Linked DNA regions of Homo sapiens: region 2 is linked to region 1. The links are chromatin loops, found by intact Hi-C in ENCODE. Cell type or tissue: left ventricle myocardium inferior. All regions are shown on one strand. Links, peaks and the distances in the headings refer to the core of each region. The heading gives the core; the rest is flanking DNA.

What was found. A loop is a pair of places that touch in the nucleus more often than their neighbours do. Peaks named below come from ENCODE experiments on the same cell type or tissue, not always from the same donor. Only the 100,000 strongest peaks of a DNase experiment are listed, where the experiment ranks them.
Region 2: a loop joins it to region 1, with 2.6 times the contacts of the local background. A loop is called at or near these places in 39 of 110 quality-filtered maps.

The regions. Positions count from the first base shown.
Region 1 is chr6:15,234,016-15,244,211 of GRCh38, forward strand. JARID2-DT (JARID2 divergent transcript) reads right to left here. Exons shown (of 1, transcript NR_187237.1): 1 at 9,908-10,196. Among named protein-coding and RNA genes, the nearest start is that of JARID2-DT, 6.3 kb to the right of the region's middle. RefSeq lists enhancers at 4,812-5,312, 5,313-5,813, 10,169-10,196. In left ventricle myocardium inferior, for the core only: a CTCF peak has its summit at 5,952; no DNase peak of the experiment used is centred there; H3K27ac peaks cover 1,315 bases.
Region 2 is chr6:15,480,323-15,490,518 of GRCh38, forward strand. JARID2 (jumonji and AT-rich interaction domain containing 2) reads left to right here. Exons shown (of 18, transcript NM_004973.4): 6 at 6,985-7,220. Among named protein-coding and RNA genes, the nearest start is that of DTNBP1-AS1, 61 kb to the right of the region's middle. In left ventricle myocardium inferior, for the core only: no CTCF peak of the experiment used is centred there; no DNase peak of the experiment used is centred there.

The sequences.
Region 1 (10,196 bases), core at 1,025-9,024:
CAGGCTGGTCTTGAACTCCGGGTTTCAAGTGATTCTCCCACCTTGGCCTCCCAAAGTGCTGGGATTATAGGCATGAGCCACCTGGTCTGGCCCATTTACTTATTTAACAAGCATTTATCTCCTATGGGACAGGTACTTTGCTGGGTAAGTGGGGAGATGTAGAGTAGAAGTAATGTGAATATGACCCTTACATCTGAGGCCTGGGAAAATCTGGGACAGTCCCAGGCATACTGACATGACTTGCGAAATCTCCAATCTCCAAGGATCTGCTCTATAGTAACTTCCAAAAATGTGGCTCCTTCCTTCTGGTTTTTCTTGCCTTCTAGGATAAGAGAATTCCAGGTTACCTGTTTTGGGTCAAAGGATGCTTTGGAGATACAAACTCTATCAACTGGGCCCCTGGTCTCACCTTCAAAAATATCAATTCAAACACTCAGAGTGCCAAAAGCATAACTGTGACCAATGTGTGTCCTATTTATATCTGTCTGTCTGGCTGTCTCTTTTGAGGTTTCTTTTTTTGTTTTTTTAGAGCTAGGGTCTTGCTCTGTTGCCCAGGCTGGAGTGCAGTGGTGCGATCATAGCTCACTGCAACCTCAAAGTTCTGGACTCAACTGATCAGTCCTCCTGCCTCAGCTCCCAAGTAGCTGTGACTATTGTGCCTTTGTGCCTGGCTAAGTTTAATACTTTTTTTTTTTTTTTGAGATGGAGGTTTTTGTTTTTTGTTTTTTGTTTTGTCTGTTGCCCAGGCTAGAGTACAATGGTATGTTCTCAGCTCACTGCAACATCTGCCTTCTGGGTTCAAGTGATTCTGCTGCCTCAGCCTTCCAGGTAGCTGGGACTAAAGGTGTGTACCACCACACCCGACTGATTTTTGTTTTTTTGTGTGTGTTTTTTTTTTTTTTTTGAGACGGAGTCTCACTCTGTCATCCAGGCTGGAGTGCAGTGGCACAATCACGGGCTCACTTCAACCTCTGCCTCGCGGGTCCAAGTGATTCTCCTGCCTCAGCCTCCCGAGCAGCGGGGGTTACAGGCACCCGCCACCACACCCGGCTAATTTTTTTTTTGTATTTTTAGTAGAGATGGGGTTTCACCGTGTTAGCCAGGATGGTCTCGATCTCCTGACCTCACGATCCGCCCGCCTCAGCCTCCGAAAGTGCTGGGATTACGTGAGCCACAGCGCACGTCCAAATTTTTGTGTTTTTAGTAGAGACGAAGTTTCGCCATGTTGGCCAGGCTGGTCTCGAACTCTTGACCTCAGGTGATATGCCTGCCTTGGCCTTCCAAAATGCTGGGACTGCAGGCATGAGCCACCGTGCCAGGCTGTAAATGTTTTGAATATAGTCATTATTTGGGGAAAAATTTGGAAACTGTTTTTCCCCTACTCACATACCACCACAATAATCATCAACACAGAAGTTTTCTGGGACCAAATGAATGGAGGTTTTCCCTATACACCAAGAAGCAGACACCAGCTGAGAGTCCTTTGATTCAATTCCAACACTATCCACCTGGGGATAGCCTCAGATCCCACAGGTTGAAGGCTCAGTCCCCAAGACTCATCCCCAACACCATTTGTAAGTCCGGGCCTGTGGAACTTCTGACCAACCAGCTTTGAGTTGGGTGGGGTTCCCATGACGCTCTCTTGGGTTTGATTAATTTGCTAGAGGGGCTCACAGAACTCGGGGAAACAATTACTTACATTTACTAGCTTATTATAAAGGATACTACAAAGGATGCAGATGAAGAAATGTGTGGGGCAAGGCATGGCGGAGAGGGTGGAGCATCCGTGCACTCCCCAGTGTGCCACTCTCCAGGAACCTCCACTTGGTCAGCTATATGGAAGCTCCCTGAACCCAGTCCTCTTGTTTTGTTTTGTTTTTTAAATTTTCTGAGATAAGGTCTCCTCTCTCTGTCCCCCAGGCTGGAGTTCAGTGACACTATCACAGTGCACTGCAGCCTTGACCTTCTGAGTTCAAGTGATCCTCCTACCTCAGCCTCCCAAGTAGCTGGTACTACAGGTACTCGCCACCACACCTAGCTAATTTCTTTTTTTTTTTGAGAGTGACTTTCGCTCTGTCACCCAGGCTGGAGTGCAATGGCACAATCTCCGCTCCCTGCAACCTGTGTCCCCCAGGTTCAAGTGATTCTCCTGCCTCAGCTTCCTGAGTAGCTGGGATTATAGTGCCAGCCACCATGCCTGGCTAATTTTTGTATTTTTATTTTTAGTAGAGATGGGGTTTCATCGTGTTGGCCAGGCTGGTCTTGAACTCCTGACCTCAGGTGATCTACCTTCCTCGGCTTCCCAAAGTGTTATGATTACAGGCATAAGCCACTGCTCCCGGACTAATTTTTTTTTTTTTTTTTTGAGAGACTGGGTCTTGCTCTGTTGCCCGGGCTAGTTTCAAACTCCTGGCCTCAAGCGATCCTCCCGCCTAGGTCTACCGGAGTGTTGAGATTATAGGTGTAAGCCACTTTGCCAGGACCCTCTTGGATTTTTATGGAAGCTTCATGAATCCAGCATTCCTTCCCCTAGGGTATATATGGTGGACCCTTTAAGACCCAGAATCCGAAAGATGAGGGGTGGGGGAAGCCCTGGCGAGGTGGCTCATGCCAGTAATCCTAGCATTTCGGGAGGCCAAGGCCGGAGGATTGCTTGAACTCAGGAGTTTCAGGCCACAGGGAGCTATGATTACACAACTACACTCCAGCCTGGGCAACTGAGTGAGACCTTGTCTCAAAAAAGTAAAAAGAAAAAAGAAAAGCAGATTAGTGTCTTGCACTGGGGCAGGTGAAAGAAGGGCAGGAGAAGCCGGGCACGGTGGTTCACACCTGTAATCCCAGCACTTCGGGAGGCTGAGGCGGGCGGATCACCTGAGGTCGAGAGTTCGAGAGTTCGAGACCAGGCTGACCAAAATGGAGAAACCCCGTCTCTACTAAAAATACAAAATTAGCCGGGCATGGTAGCACATGGCTGTAATCCAGCTACTTGGGAAGCTGAGGCAGGAGAATCGGTTGAACCCAGGAGGCGGAGGTTGTGGTGAGCCAAGATTTGGAGCCATTGCGCTCTAGCCTGGGCAACAAGAGTGAAACTCCATCTCAAAAAAAAAAAAAAAAAATAGGCAGGAGAAAGTCAGAGAGCAACTGTTTCCTGAGGCCTGTCCCTGAGACCTAGCAAGCCCAACATTATAACAAGAGATTATAACAAAGGCTATGGGAATAGGCCTGGCGAGGTGGCTGAGACCTGTAATCCTAGCACTTTGGGAGGCCAAGGCCAGTGAATCCCTTGAGCTCGAGCTCAGGAGTTCAAGACCAGGCTGGCCAACATGTAGAAACCTTATCTCTACAAAAAATACAAAAAGTAGCTGGGTGTGATGGCGCACACCTCTAGTCCCAGCTACTTGGGAGGCTGAGGTAGGAGGATCACTTGAGCCTTGGGGGGTGGAGACTAATACACACATAAAATAATATCACACACATAAAATAATATCACAGTCATAATCTATTAGATTTGGAAGAGTGTTAGAGTCCATCTAGGTCAATCCCCTTTTTTCACAAATGAAGAAAATGAGGCATAGTGACATCACAAAAAGCTGAGATGAAACCTCAAGTGTCTAGATTTCCAGTATAATCTTCCCAGTAGCCATATTGTATTAAATAACCACATTGATTTTATAGTTTTCCTCTTTGTATTTGTTTAGAATCATAAATGCCTAAAGTTTTCTAGGTAACATACACTGTTTGAGAACCCTCAATTTCGTAATCGTGTACACATGGACACATAAAAACACTGTCTTTTTTTTTTTTTTTCTTTTTTTGAGACGGAGTTTCGCTCTTGTTGCCCAGGCTGGAGCGCAACGGCACGATCTCGGCTCACCAAAACCTCTGCCTCCCGGGTTCAAGCTGTCCTCCTGCCTCAGCTTCCCAAGTAGCTGGGATTACAGGCATGCGCCAACACGTCCGGCTAATTTTGTATTTTTAAGTAGAGACGGGGTTTCTCCATGTTGGTCAGGTTGGTCTCGAACTCCTGACCTCAGATGATCTGCCTGCTTCGGCCTCCCAAAGTGCTAGGATTATAAGCATAAGCCACCGAGGCTGGCCAAAACACTTTTTTTTTTTGAGACGGAGTCTCACTCTGTTGCCCAGGCTGGAGTGCAGTGGTGTGATCTCAGCTCACTGCAACCTCAGTCTCCTGGGTTCAAGAGATTCTCCTGCCTCAGCCTCCTGAGTAGCTGGGATTACAGGCACATGCCGCCACATCCAGCTACTTTTTGTATTTTTAGTAGAGACGGGGTTTCACCACGTTGGCCAGGATGGTCTCAATCTCCTAACCTCGTGATCCACCCGCCTCGGCCTCCCAAAGTATTGGGATTACAGGCATGAGCCATCGTGCCTGGCCAAAATATTTTTTTTTTAAAATGAATGTTTGACAATTGAGAGAAAGACCAAAAGCAGGAAATTAATAATCCACTAAGTTTCAGTCACAATGTAACTGCCAATGTTTGAATCTTTTCTGTTTCACTCTATGTGTCTGTGTGTAGGATCGGAAAGGGAGATGGCACTGGGTTTCTGTAAGGTGTGAGTGAATCTTGGGTTTTGGAAACACTGAGATTTCAGAAAACAGAATATAAATTGTAGATGTCCCAATTTGGCAAGAGATAAGCTCTGTTTTTGTTTAGAAAATTCTATAGATTCATAGATAAGAAACTATGGGCAAAAGTGTTTGATACGTAGATCAACCAGTATTTAGGCAGGGATCATGTCTGTGAAAACCTTGAAGTGTGCAAGGTGGGGTAAATGAGAGAGTAGCTCTAGACTGAGCTGGACTGGTCTATCATCCAATGAATCTCTAGGATTCTGATGGTGAAAAGGTTATTTTCTCCTTTCCTGCTCACTTCTGTGGCCCTGACAGAGGGAAGAACTAGTAGCTTCTGTGGTAGACTATATATATATATATATATATATTTTTTTTTTTTTTTTTTCTTTTTTGCTCCCTGGAGTGTTTGTCTCCCTCCCCTTTGGATAACAAAATCTGCTCTACCCGCCATGTCCATGGTGGGAAAGGAGTTTTCTTTTTTGTTTTTTGAAACAGTCTCGTTCTGTTGCCCAGGCTGGAGTGCAGTGGCGGGATCTCGGCTCCATGCAACCTCTGTCTCCTGGGCTAAGCGATCCTCCCACCTCAGCCTCCTCAGTAACTGGGATTACAGGCACGTGCCACCATGCCAGGCTAATTTTTGTATTTTTAGTAGAGAGGGGTTTTGCCCTGTTGACCAGGCTGGTGTCGAACTCCTGGGCTCAAGTGATCCGCCCGCCTCGGCCTCCCAAAGTGTTGGGATTACAGGCATGAGCCACTGTGCCTGGCCGCAAAGGAGTTTTCTTTGGCGCTATCATCTCTGCTGGTTGGAGAGGATGACAGAAGAAGGAAATGCTGAGATGAATGGAGAGAAAAAGAGAATGAAGGAATGAAGGAAGGACGATGACATCCTTTGTAGCCCTGAAACTCGGACTCTGGGTTTCCAGATAGGTGAGCCAAGCCCCTCTTCCTTTTTTTCCATAAGCCATTTTCATCTGGGCTCCATTCACCTGCAACTGAAGGCATCCTGATTCATACAGCTCCTCCCCCTTTCCCTGCCTACTCACAGGATCCCTGTAATCCCTATACCTCAGTTTCCTCATACTGATCCCCTGTGGATTAGTTGATCACTGATAAAGTTGATTTTTCCCACCAAACACAGAGTGCAGTATTATTATAAACAGTAACGTCTATTCTTAGGAACTGCAGGTTTCCCGTCTTGGCTGCTTTACCAGAGTTTCTGAATCAGGGCCAGCTCTCTTTCAATAACACAAGACAATCTAAGCAGAATAGTAATGATAGTCCAAAATTTTTACACAATCCAAAGTACCAGCGACTTTCAGTGACTTGTATAAACAAGGTCCACAGACGACCAGTAGGGTTGAAAGCATCATTTTATTGTATTTGGTTTGTGCTGTGGCATTTTATTGAGGCTTGACAAATAAGACTGTAATTTGGGGACAGGAAGCACTGAATAACAAAAAGAACTAATGTCTCCTTGACATCACTCACTCTTAAGAGGGCTGTTTACATCTGAGTTTACCTCCTAGTGTGTTTTAAAATACTCTTGCAAATCTCAGTTGGCTCGAAATAGCTGTTCTATGTTCTTTCAATGGAAGCCCCCACCTTCTGAGTACACTGGTTCATAGTTATTTATAAACCTGATGTCACTCAAATATTATTTTTACATCCCTCTCCTTACTCCCTCACATATGAAGATAGACCTATATAAAATTAGAAACTTCACATAAGGTATTCAGTCACTTAGGTAGGAATTATTGTCAGTCAGCAATCATTTATGAAGCATAAATTCATCATATTGGGTGAAGCATGTCTGTAAAACTGTTCCGTGGTAACCAGCTCTTTCTTCTTCTTTTTTTTTCCTTGGTGTTCTGAGGCAATTTAGGAAAAGCAATGAGGGCTGGGGGCTGGACTTAAAAGGTCTGTTTTTTTAAATTTTTTTATTTTTCGAGACAGAGTCTCGCTCTGTTGCCCAGGTTGGATGGAGTGCATGATCTCGGCTCACTGCAACCTCCACCTCCCAGGTTCAAGCGATTCTCCTGCCTGAGCCTCCTGAGTAGCTGGGATTACAGGCGTGCACCACTATACCCAGCTAATTTTTTGTATTTTTAGTAGAGACGGGGTCTCACCGTCTTGGCCAGGCTGGTCTCGAACTCCTGACTGCATGATCTGCCCGCCTCTGCCTCCCAAAGTGCTGGGATTACAGGTGTGAGCCACCACACCCGGCCCAGCTCTTTCTTTCTTTCTTTTTTGAGACAGAGTTTTGCTCTTGTTGCCCAGGCTGGAGTGCAATGGCAGGATCTCGGCTCACCGCAACCTCCACCTCCCGGATTCAAGCGATTCTCGTGCCTCAGCCTCCAGAGTAGCTGGGATTACAGGCATGTGCCACCACGCCCAGCTAATTTTGTATTTTTAGTAGAGACAGGGTTTCTCCATGTTGGTCAAGCTGGTCTGGAACTCCCAACCTTAGGTGATCCACCCACCTCGGCCTCCCAAATTGCTGGGATTACAGGCGTGAACCACCGTGCCTGGCCAGGTCCAGCTCTTTCTTAAAAAAAGATTTCTGTGATCAAATTAGTTTGTAAAACTACATGCCCCTTTGGGGATTTCTAAAAACCCTACAGTAAAGTAATCGAGTTATCTTTATTATAAGGTAGCAGTCTGCAAATTTATTTCATCGAAGAATTATTTTCTTTTCAGTCCCACCTAGTAACATTTCATGGAATCATATGTCTTGAATCCCATTTTGGAAAACCAGGGAGGTGGCCTGCACTGGGTATGTGGAGCCGAGAGTCCTGAGTTTGACCCTTGGCTCATCCACTCAACTGGTTGTATGACTTTGAGCAAATCACAACCTCTTAATATTTCATTTTCACATTTGAAGAGTGAGGACAGTAATACCTGTCTTGATCTAAGTTGTTTTATGGTTTAAATGAAATTATTATGACAGTGTGCTTTAAACACTATTAAAGTTATACAAATGAAAGCTATCATTAGATAGCTCGGATAAATATGAGGTCTTTTTGGAAATTAATAACATACAAGTGTAAAGAAACTTAACCTAGCAACTTTTACTGAATGATTGTGGATTTGAGTTTACTTAGGGGCCAGCACTGAGGGGGAAAAGCAGCATAATACAAAGGTAAAGGTAGGACTAGAGAATGTTGGGTGTAGAAATGTCTTTGGGAAATAACTGAATTTAACCCTCTAATTTTTAATTTTATGTTTGTAGAGATGGTGTCTGGCTATGTTACCCAGGCTGGTCTTGAGCTCTTGGGCTCAAGCAATCCTTCCGCTTTGGCTTTCCAAAGTGCTAGGATTAGAGGTGTGAACCACCACACCCAGCCTAACCTGCTCATTTTATAAATGACAGACCCAAGGCCTATATGAGGCAGGTGAATGGCATATGGTCACTCAGAGACTTAATATTAGAAACATCTGATTCCCTCATTGCCAATGGCTGCCTCAATATGAGACAAATCATGGCCCCATCCAATTTTCAATTAAGAGATACAAGATACTTACATGACATAATCAGAAAAAAATACAACAGAGAACAATTTTTTTTTGTTTGTTTTTGACAGGGTCTTTCTCTGTCACCCAGGTTGGAGTGTAATGGTGCAATGTCAGCTCACTGCAACCTCAGCCTCCCGCTCAAGCCATCCTCCCACCTAAGCCTCCCAAGTAACTGGGACTACAGGTGCACACTACCATGCCTGGGCCACCACGTCCAGCTAATTTTTTTTTTTTTTTTGGTAGAGATAGGGTTTCACCATGTTACCCAGGCTGGTCTCAAACTCCAGAGCTCAAGTGATCCTTTTGCCTCGGCCTTCCAAAGTGCTGGGATTACAGATGTGAGTCACCACATTCGGCCTCAGAATAAAATTTTAAAGCTCAAAAATTATTGCCAAAATAGGAAGGGCAATGAGAATCCAGGAATGAGTAGGCCAAGCAGCGAGGCTGGATTGGAAATGGGCCTGAATTTGGGGCCTTGAAGAACGTATAACACTACATTGGATTTAGATAATGCAAGAGGAAAACTAGCAGAGTTCCAGAATGGAATGGAAGATGATGGTAGGAGACTAAATGTTGGGCAATAGTCTAAATAGTTGGGCATTATAGTTTTGGTGAAATATTCAACAGTAAGCATTTACTGGACATCTTTCAAATTTGATGAAGTTTTTGGAGCTTTGGAGGGTATGAGAAGTAGACAACATCATCTCTTTAGGGAATTTCCTTTTTACTTGGAGAGAAGAACTAGAAACATTAAAAGTGGAGAATGTAAACAAATAGGATGCAATGCAAAGGGGTGAAATATGCACTTCTTTAAGTATGTATGTGAACCCCTACACCTACTTCAAAACTCCTTAACACCTAGTCATCTCAGCAATGTGTTCTTTTTAGCTTCTTTTCTACATTGCTGATATAGTACTTTTTGGAGGTATCACAATCCATTGTAAACTCTGCCTTTTTTTTTTTTTTTTTTTTACTGAGCTGTGAGCTTCCTGTGTCCTCAGGGATGAGGACAGTGCTGGCATAGAGTCTAATACAATCAATGTACCTAGACATGTTCTCATCCCTGCCCCTCCAATTGAAGAGGTCAAGGCTTTGAGATGTGAAAATCATCATAAGAAAAGCTGCATTTGACTTACAGAAAATGAAAAAGAGGAGGAAGGAGCAAGAAAAGCCTTGGATGGTCTTGCCAAGATGGTAGGGGAAGGAAGTTCATTAGGAGTAGGTTACTTTCACAACAGGAAAATCTTTCAACCACTAAGAAGGCCAACCTTTTTTCTCTTTCAGGGAAAACAACACTAATATTATTCAAATCTTTTGGAAATGAGCAAATTCCTTCCTTTCCCCTCTGCCCTGAGGCCTCAACTTTACACAATAGTTTTTCACACCAGGTGACCTGGAGCTGGTAGCCTGGCAGGGGAGTTCGCAAGCCCAGGACTGAGAAGTCCAGGCCCCAGGGCTAGTTAGGGGAACAGAAAAGAAACTCACCTTTGTTCATTAATATTTGCCTAGGGAATGAGGTATCTGCGTTAAACTTACAGAAAGCTGGTTAAAATCTTAACAACGTGGAGACGTGGAGATTCCCAGTATGCCAGTCCTAATGATCAGAAAGTTTTTAGAAAACACCTTGGGTGGCCCTACTGTAGTCTGCCCCATTGGATCCTTCCCAGGAAATGGCACCAGCGTACAAGTTTTGCAGTATTCAGGGCACAAAAGATCATTTATTTTTCCAATTGTGAAGTGAACATTAGATAAAATTATTTCATTTCAGATTTTTTGAAAAGGTAAAAATAATAAGGAAAATACCCTCTCGAAAAGGCTTTTTATTTCGTTTACTGAAAGCTTCCAATAACGTGCCTAGTTTTAAACTAGGTTACTGTTATTTATCACATAATCATCCCCACAGGTTTGATCACCACTAATTTGCAGATGCGGAAACTGACAAGCTCAGAGAGGCTCTCGGTTGCCTTTTGGGAAGTGGCCAAGGCGCGATTTGAATCCAGGTCTCTTACCTCCAGTTTCTGAGACCTTTCTAGACACCAAGGTTATCTCTTCAAATACTGCTGCAAGTAAACAGCTGTGTGAGTATCTA
Region 2 (10,196 bases), core at 627-8,626, 250 kb after region 1:
TTTCAAGGAGGTTAGGCCTTCTGAACTGTATTATTTCAGGTCATACACTGCATAATTCCAGGATATCTTATAACTTTTGCTGGATGCCAAGTAAGGACTCCTGTTTCATACACATCTAATAATCTAATAATACACATCAGGATTCCCTCTTGTGTTTGGATGAGGTGCCTTTATTAGCATGGGTAATTGGCAAGATAGGGGCGTCTGGTTCTGGGAGGCGCTTGGAGACAGGTAAAAGTAGAAGGCCAGCTTTGTCAGCTTTCTCTAAAAATTATATTTTTCACATGTGGATCTTTGCCATTGCAGCAAGAGCTTTCGAAAAGATCATTCTTCTTATATTTGCGCAACTCCTTTCTCTGAAGAACGCAAAGCACTTATATACTTTATTCAAAATACTTCAGCAAGTCCTGGAGGGCGGATAAGAGGAAGCAGCCAGCTGGTCTGTAGTTCAGGGAATTGAGGCCCAAACGGGGTTGGTGAGCAGAACTAGACATCAAAATCAAGAGTCTGTGCATGGAGTGAGGGTATTAAAAACCTTGCGATCAGTTTCTCATAGGGCTGCCTTCCTTGAGGGTCTCTTCCAGGAAACTTGTGTCAGCATCTAAATATGCGAACAAAGCTTTTGGGGAACATTGTTTAGGACAAGCTCCCTGGAGGTATAGTTGTGAATTCCCCTAGGAAAGTGTATCTCTCTGCCTTTCAAATTGTTACAGGATTGCTATTAAATATGTTTCTAAAGTAACTTCTTTTGCCCATATCTTTTTCATCCCTCATTGGGAGCAAATCTTACCTTCTCAGGGATGAGGTGACCCTAAATCAAAATAATAGCCTTTGGATTTAAAGATTTTGCCTGCCGTGGTGTGAAAACACTTTTCTATAGGCCGTTTAACTTTCAGAGTATGTGTATACAAATCAATATATTTGTCTCTGTTCGTTAATGTAAAGCTATTTGTATCTGAGTACAATACAATTTCCTAATATGGTTCACAGTGATGAATGCTTTTTTTCTCTCCTTAAAGAAACTAGTCCAATTATTTCTTTTAATTGGGGACAGTGTGTGGAGGACTTCTATACATTGAACTTTCTGTCTTTCTCTCTCTTATGTTCACAGGGTTTAATCTTTCCCTGTGAGAGTGAATATTTTTTTTCCTTTCCTCTTCTCTCCCTTTCTCAAATCTTACAAATTAAGACAAAAGATAATTACTTGGAGGAGTAAAACTGGCAGGTTCCCACGACACTTAAAATTAATGAGCTGTTGAGTACAAAATATACCTTGTCTTTGGCTCTGTCGGTGTTGCCCAGTCCTCCCCCTGCCCCCTTTACTTCCCGTTTAACACATGATTTGACTTTCTGGCTATGTTTGCCATTTGGGTATATCGCTGCTCTAAAACAGCATGATGGTTACAAAAAGTGGGTTTGGTTGGAAACCTTCTCTTTGTTTGCAAATGAAAGTTAATTTGATTCAGTTTTTAATTTCCGTATGTTTGAAAACTCTTCCATTTCCAGATATCTCATCAAAATATTCTTTAGTAGAGTACCTTGCTGAAGTCTTCAGGGCAGCCAGTTTATGGTTCACTATGTTAATTTCACCTGCCTCCCTCTCGTCTCCGTTTCCCCTTTCCTATAATCCTGGTACTCACCGCTTTGCTGTCCATAGTATTTTCCTGAGCAGTAGGTTTTGTGACCTCAAAATACAATCAAAGAGTTGTGCATCTGGTTTCAGGTACGGATACTGCAATGAAGGATCTGTTTTTTTCAGATAAGAAAGATACTGCTGACTAACCACAGTCACACTCTTCAAGTGTCTGTGAAAGTCCCAGCTTAGCAACTGGCCTTGCCCTGCCAAGTGATTTATCACCGAACAGGTGACTCCTGTCAGTTTTTATGTGACACATCAAGCTTCTTGAAATCATCATGTAAGGAGTAATGGAACAGATGATCTGGCCCCAGGGTTTCAGGCATTTTGAATTCCAGACCCCTTTCTACTTTTAGAAGTTATTGAGGGACCCCAAAAGGCTTTTATTAATGTGGATTATATTTATTAATATCAGCTTTAATTCTCATATCTACCATATTAGAATTAAAAGTTAAGACACTTTAAGATATTTATTCATTTAAAAAATGACACAAACCAGTTACGTGTTAAACACATATAGCATTTTTTAATGAAAAATAATCATAGTCCAAAACCAAAAACTTATTAAGAGTTACATTATTTGACCTTTTTGTTAATCCCGTTAATGTCTTACTAAGTAGGATACAGCCATATTATGATTGCTTCTGTATTCATCTCTTGAGTGTTGCAGTACATAGTTTGGTTGATGTATATGAAGAAAATCAGCTTTGGATAAATATGTATGTACATGGGAAACGGTCTTTGTAGATGATTTCAGTACTTGATAGGATAGTAGGCTCTACTGGTAGTTTCCTACAGGTCAGTTGCTCTGGGAACCTGTACCTGTATCAGTGAACTTTTCATACTGTTACATTAATATCCATTGGTTTGTCTTTTTCTTTGAATGGACCTTTAACCCATGCACTGTTTTGTAGCATCCTATGTTGTTCATTTGAAAATAATGGTTCAGTGAGTTCTTGTTAGCACCTTTGGTAATGAACAAGGGTACATCATCAAAGAATTTCTGTCGAACTCATGATGGCAGATACTGGTTTTCTGAAATTCTAATTTTTGCCTGAAAGCATGAATTCTGTCATTGGCAGCAACGACTATTAGTTACTTTCCTTGAATAGACAGGCTTGCTTTGTTCATTTTTGAAAAAAATCTAGTAACTAAGTAAAAACTACAAATAACTAAGTCCGAAGAACTATAGTGTGTTGGTCCTTCTTGAAATAAAAACAACATCCTATGAAAAAGGGGCTAGCCCAAAACTTGCACAATCACACAAGTGCTTTTCCCTAGAGATGATCATTGTATTTCTGTATATAGGAGAAGTGCTTTATGTGTAATAGCATCTTGTCACACAAAGTATGTGTGCTCAGGGGCCATGATTCAGTCATACTCACTGTTTGTATGACTTTATCAAGGTCATTCTTAAGTGAAACTGGCTGTTTTTTTTTTTTAACTGCTACTAATCCATGGTAGGGATGAAATGCATATTAGACTAGTGTATAGTAGTTTGGTGCCATTGCCTTTGTTTATGCTAAAGTACCCGTGATTTCACCCATATTTTAAAAATATATTTTGTTGAGATAAAATTCACACATTATAGAATATACCCATTAAATGTACTGTAGCATGTATCAATACTTGATTTCCTTTTTATGGCTAATACTTCATTGTATGGATATACCACTTTATCTAAATAAATATCAGTTGGATCTTCGGTGATTTCCCCCAATTTTTAACGATTAGTAATAATTCTGCTGTGAATATTTGTGTGCAAGTTTTTATGTGGACATATTTTTTATTTCCCTTGTGTACATTCCTGGAAATGGAATTGGTGGGTCATATGGGAACTCCTACGTTTCTCCTTTTGAGGAGCTATCTGAAAAGGAGAAACCATTTTGCATTTCCGCCAGTAGTGTGTGAGGGTTACAGTTTCTCCACATCCTTGCAATCAGTCATCATTATCCATCTTTATGATATGACTTTACATCCTAGTCGATGTAAAGTGGTGTATCTCATTATGGTTTTGATTTGCATTTCCCTTATAGTTAACCTACCATTTTTCGTGCCATCAGTGCAGATGTCTATCCATTGTAAAGGCAAATAATGTCTTTGTATTATTATGAAATAGTTTCGACCCTAGCACATCTCCTGCAAGGGTTTCTAGGTCCTTGAAGGGTCTGTAAATCTCCTTTGAGATCCACTGATCTGACCATACGTCGCTAGTGGAAAATTGGGATGTGTTTTCAGTGTTGTATTTCTTTTTGCTCAGGCAGGTGATTAGCTACTCCTCTTTTTCCCATGAAAGTGATACTGGCAAGTGTTAGGAGGCACCTGGCTCTGCTGGACTTTGTCCACAGACTCTCAGTCATGGTCTGGCATGAGTAGGAGACGTAACAGGCATGGTCAGTGTGGACAAATTAATGACCCAGAGGAGTAGGAGGTTGTATTGGGTCTTGCTGAGACCAGTGTTTGTCTGCATTGAAGCCCTTCTTTATACTCTGTCTGCAGGGAGGGATATGAGGCAAAAAGAGATTTGCCCACAATCTGATTGTGCAGTAACCTGAGATGGCCCTTTTAAACATGCAGTGATAGTGTCTCCCAAATACTGTGTACCTACTGAACCCCAGACATTGTGGTAGATGTTCTACCTACCGGAACATCTGCTATTCCCCAGTCTATAGATGGGAAAACTGATGATTAAATAACTTGCCCAGCTGCAAACAACAGAGCTGGGAATGAGCTGCAGATAATGTTTTGAAGGGCGGGAAACCCATATAGTAATATTTTGTTAAGTGAATAAAGAGAAGTAATTATAGAACTGGTGCTTCTTTGTAGCAGGCCTCACCATGAGACATGTCTTAATGGCAGGAAAAAGCACAGAGAAGTTTGGAGGAGTATTGGAGATTAAAAAAAAAGCAACTACTTCCTATGTTTTAATAAGCTGTGTTCACTGCTTTAGAAAATTGGTGAACAGTCAAGAATTGCCTAGATTCATGTTCCCTTGGCTTGATTTTTAATCACATTGAAGTATGACTTCTTACGGATGTTGCTTTTAATTTGTCTTGAAAGCTAGCACAGATACTGCCAGCTTGGGCATGATTGATGGTTTCTGACAATGGGTAGTTACTTAGAATAAATGCCAGCCATTTGAAACTCTCCATTTTCTGTGTTAACTGAGAGTATCCAGTAGAATCTTGTGCAACGTCGGATTGTATCCCATATTTTGACGTGGCCTGGTCTTTCCTTCAGTATTTTAAAATCTATTAATCACTGGTGTTGGAAGGAACTTTGAGATAAAGGCTCACAACCGATAATCCAGATGGGGATAATGGAGATCTCCATCTTATACCATGACAATTGGACTAAAGAATTAAATCCAAGCAGTTTAATTAGAAAACAATTAGAAGGAAACTTAGAAGATTATTTTACCGTTTGAAAGCATGGGTGGTGGAATGGAGAAATGTTGATGAAAGGGTGCATGCAAAGTTGGTTTGAAGGGAGAGAGAAAATCTGGAGATCTACTGGACAGCCTTGTGACTAGTCACTAATAATGTAGTGTATACTCAAGTTGCTTATCTTACATATTCTTAGCACAAAAGTATATAAGGGGATTGGGTGTGGTAATTAGCTTGATTAATCACTTTATACATGTATTAAAACATGTCATACTGTAAACGTACCATTTTAATTGTTATACTTTCATAAAACTGGGAGAAGATATACGGAAGGGTAGGTTAAGCACGAAAGCAAGAAACAAAGAAATTTGTTAGCAGATTTGGCACCACAGCAAATGAAAAAGTAAACGGCAAAAGAGGACAGTATTTGCAATTTATAAGACATTAATATAATTTAAAGGACTCTTAAAATTCCATGTGAGATTGAATGTTGGGGAAAAGGGAGTTTTCAGAAAGGACAGACAGGTAAGATGTTTAGAGGAGGAAAGATTTGATTTCCCCTTCTGCAAGCCAATAGGAAGAGATTTACAACTCAAAGGAGGAATAATTTTCACTTTCATCTGCTGCTGTGGGGGTGAGGGAATTCTACCTGAAGTTCTGCCAGTCCTGGTTGGGGTGGGGATGGCCTGGAGCTGCTCAAGTGCCAGATGCATGAGTGGACACAGTAACCTTTTGAAAACTCCCTCTGGCAGGATGATGGCTAAAAGATCACTATAGCTTCCCCTTGCTGATCTGCCTAAAGGCAACCCAGGAACAGGGTGTGCTTCCTCCTTCCCTGAAGAAACAGGCCCTGTTTGGACTGTTTGTGGGGAGACAAGGCCTGTGGGTTCCAGAGAAATGGATGTGAAAGTCTCGTTTATTCCATGGGGAGGGACTGTAAAGCAGAAGGATAAACCCATAACGTTGGTGTTTCTGGTTTTCTGTAGAAACCCCAAGCATCCCTGTTCTCTTTTGAAGTCTCTGCCTCATGGGTAGGAAGCACCATGCTCACTGGAAATTCTCACTTGTAGCCACCTGGGGTTTGGGGTGGATGGGGTGGGCTTGGGAGGCAGGCTGACTTCATGTGCCAGGGATAGGTGGCATGGCCTGTGCCAGGCACGTACCCCCTCCATCTGTAAGTGTCCTGTCCAGTAGGGTTGTTCTGAGGATTCAGAGGCTCAATGTACTTCAGGACTTTAGCATAGTTCCCCTGGCTTATAGGAAGCACTTAAGAAATACTAGCTATTAGCTATTGCTGTTTTTGAATTTAGGAACAGAAAATGGGTCTGGCTCAAAGTTCCATCATCCCTTTCTTCATCTCTGTTGTCACTGATAGGTCAGATAAAGCAGCTGCGCCCCGAACTCATGCATGTCAGTAGCTCTCTGGCCTCAAAATGCATCTCTTTTAAATCTGAGAATAGACTTTTTTTTTTTTTTTTTTGAGACAGAGTCTCGCTCTGACATTTGATGGTTGATTCTTTCTGACTTCAGGGAGTAGAGGTGTATTAGTCCATTCTCACACTGCTATAAAGATACTACCTGAGACTGGGTAATTTATAAAGAAAAGAGGTTAAGTGGACTCACAGGTCCGCATGGCTGGGGAGGCCTCAGGAAACTTACAATCATTGTGGAAGTCGAAGGGGAAGCAAAGCACTTCTTATATGGCAGCAGGAAAGGTAGAGCGTGAGGTGGGAAACACTTTTAAACCATCAGATCTCATGAGAACGCACTTGTTATCACGAGAACAGCATAGGGGAAACTGCCTCCATGATCCAGTCACCTCCCACCAGTTCCCTCGCTAACACATGGGGATTACAGTTGGACATGAGATTTGGGTGGGGACACAGAGCCAAACCATATCAGTAGTTTGCGTGGTAGTGGTCAAGGTAGTGATTTCATTCTTGTTTTCTCCTTCCTTTCTAGTTTTCAATGGTTCCAGCAGGTCAACACGGGAGAAGGAACCTGTTCAAAAACACAAAAGCAAAGAGGCCACTCCCGCAAAGGAGAAGCACAGCGATCACCGGGCTGACAGCCGCCGGGAGCAGGCTTCAGCTAACCACCCCGCAGCGGCCCCCTCCACGGGTTCCTCGGCCAAGGGGCTTGCTGCCACCCATCACCACCCCCCTCTGCATCGGTCGGCTCAGGACTTACGGAAACAGGTAAAGTCCAGCAGGGGTGCCTACATGTGTGCCAGACCCCAGTTTCCCACTTCACTTCACCAAGCTAAAAATTCATCTTCAGAGGGCTCAAGAAGCAGGAGGTGATGCCCAGAAGCAAGACAGGGACAGACAGAGCGCACCTTTGCATGAGCTGCAGGCGCCTGCACCTTTTGTCCTGCGAAGATCCATCAGTTGGATTTGCATTCATCCCTGGGTGCCACTGCATTCACCAAGAAAGTGAACTCACTTTTTTACTTAAGCCTTCTCCCACCCACCCACCCTGGGCTCCAGATGAGCGGTAGAGTGGCAGGGAACATGTTTTTCTCAGGGTAGGTTTTGAAACACACCTGCAAATGGGATAGTTCTGTTAATGGATGATCCTGGTCTACTTTTCTGTTCTTTTTGATGTGACAAGTTAACATTTCACCACCTGGCCTTTGAAGCAGAATATGTGCATGCTGTGTGCACTGCCGAGCAGTCTGTGGAACTGGGTGTGGCTGGGTGGCACCTCTTCCACTGAAGGCATTTGAGTCCCAGGCTGTAGCATCCACAGAGTGTAGGTGGCTGCCACCCTGACCACCTCCTGCCCCTGCCTGTCCTGCGCTGTCCCCCCACCCGCTATCCCCCAACAGGGCCACAGATAATGCCGGTTCTGGTGAGGCAGTTTTGAAGAATCCCTCAGGGCTTGGCCATTATTGCTGTCCAGATGTTCCCATTCCTGGACATTGATTTCTCACAACCCTAGGGATGAGTAGTGGGGATAAGGGCAGGTTCCTGCAGGCACACAGCTGAGGGCTTGTCCCCGGACAGGTGGCATTTCACTGATGCCTCGTGCTCCTGTTCCCCCCTCCATTTTAACATCCGCTAAGTCATGGGATCATTGATGAGCTTTCCTCACAGAGTTAAAAATAGAGGGTTAAAATCTTCCCTAGAAGAGACTGGAGGCTATGATCCTTAAAGGTAGCTTCAGAGGAAGTTGTAGAGGGGACGGAAGAGATTTCCTGGCTGGCAGTGTTGCAGAGTGACTTACATGGTTATTGTGGTGTGAAAATACTCGATTTCGTCTTGCGGTAGAGGTGGCCTTTCTCATTCTTGGTGACGTTGTGGATATTTCTCTCTGAACGTGAACATGTGACTATAGTCACACATAGGCAGACAGGTATGTATGCATGCACATGTGAACCTTTACCTAGCAAATAGTATGCAGTTGGGGGGGTGGGCATGGCAAGAATCACCACATTTACATTTCCACAGTCCACACACACCTAGCACATATTAAACACTGGCCACTGTTGGCCAAAACAGACCTCAGTTTTCCCAGAGACAACAGCCACGGTGTGGAATTGGGCCACACCATGTGCTCACCTGGCGTCTCTTAACCATTGGGCCCCGGATTGTCAGCACTGGAGGCACAAAGCCCAGGGAGGCACCGAGCTTTGGTCCTGGGTCTGTGATTCTTCACTCCCCCGCTGTTCCCAATGCTGTTGGTCTGATGGAGAATTGTACAGAACTCTCCAATGTGTAAGGTTTTTGCTCATGAAAGAGAACAGAATTAGAAGCAACCCAGGGAGAAAGACAGAAAGACAGTGATTACACCATGTGACTGCATCCTGTCTCCTTTCCCAGAATCCTAGAGTAGGGTTAAGTTGTTTTTGTTTATCTTCTATTCATCCCACTATGCTTTTTTGAGTTTTTTTAGTTTACTTGTGGTAAAATTCTCATGGGCCACATCAGAACTGGAGGCCATATCCAGGTGAGCTTCCAGATCTTGCCTTTCTGCCCTGAGAACCCATCCTTGGGATGGCGAGGCAGGAATGAAGGGTGGCAGAGGACCTGAGTCATGTACATGTGACTGTTCATGTTCTCATGCACGGACAGACACGGGTGCGCACATCCTCTTGCACGGTCACGAATAGGGATGCGTGGGATACGCCTGTCATCTCAGCTGGTCAGAGCTCACTCTCAGCACTTGGCCTTCATTCAGTTCAAGGTTTTCATTTGTAAGGGGATGAGAGGAATTAGTACAGTTGGACAGAGGAAAGAGCTGAGGAGGAACAGAAAGTACTGCCTTAGCCTGGGATGGCCCTGCCTGCCCCCATGCTCCATGGCGTGTTCGTGTGACCTGTTCCCTGTGCAGGATCTTAGGTGCAGGAAAGAGGTCCTGGGGTGCCCCTCACACAGCCGGCCTCTGTCCTCTGAGTTAGTGCAGGAGTTTCAGCTGCTTCCGGGGCTCAGGGTAGAGTCCTTGCAGGGAGCGCCATGTGCTCATGCAGGGCATCCTGCAGGTGTTGACGGGGATCCTCTCCTGTCACCCTTTCCCCACTTTCTCCCTCTTCCCTCTCCTCCTCCTTCCCTGTTCCAGTCTAACCAGCCCAGATGGGTTGACCCATGGCTCCAGATTCTAATTTGGCTCTGACTCTGACCTTCAATGAGACTTGAGATGTGATATTTAACCTTCCTGGGCCCTATTATTCCTTTGGAGCCAGTCTGGCCAACTCCTTATACCAGGGACATTGTGAGAAATAAAAGGAAAATTTTCAAACCCTCAGATCCTATTAGTTAAGTACTCTGAAAATAAGGTCAGTAAAAGCAAATTGTAGATTCCCTTGTGACTGCTTGATACAAGTGATTAGACTGTGACCTTTCATCTTTTCAACTGCATGAAAGATATGGGCCCAGAGGATACTCTGATCTTTCATTTCAAATATGATATGTGGATTTTTTTTTGTTATTGTTCAGCTTAAAAGCATAAATGTGACTGTATTGAAATGTGGAGGAATGTAATTTTTAGGGGGTGCTGCCGAGAAGTGCCTTTGCTCTGCTTGCTATAATGAACTGTGTGGGTGCATGCACCTGTCTTCCAAGTCTAAAACCACTTCCCCTCGTGCGAACTGGGCAATGCCATTTGATAGTGTGTGCGATTTATGGAGTCCCTAGAACCCGAGAGTTAGAACACACCAGTGCGTACTTCACCTA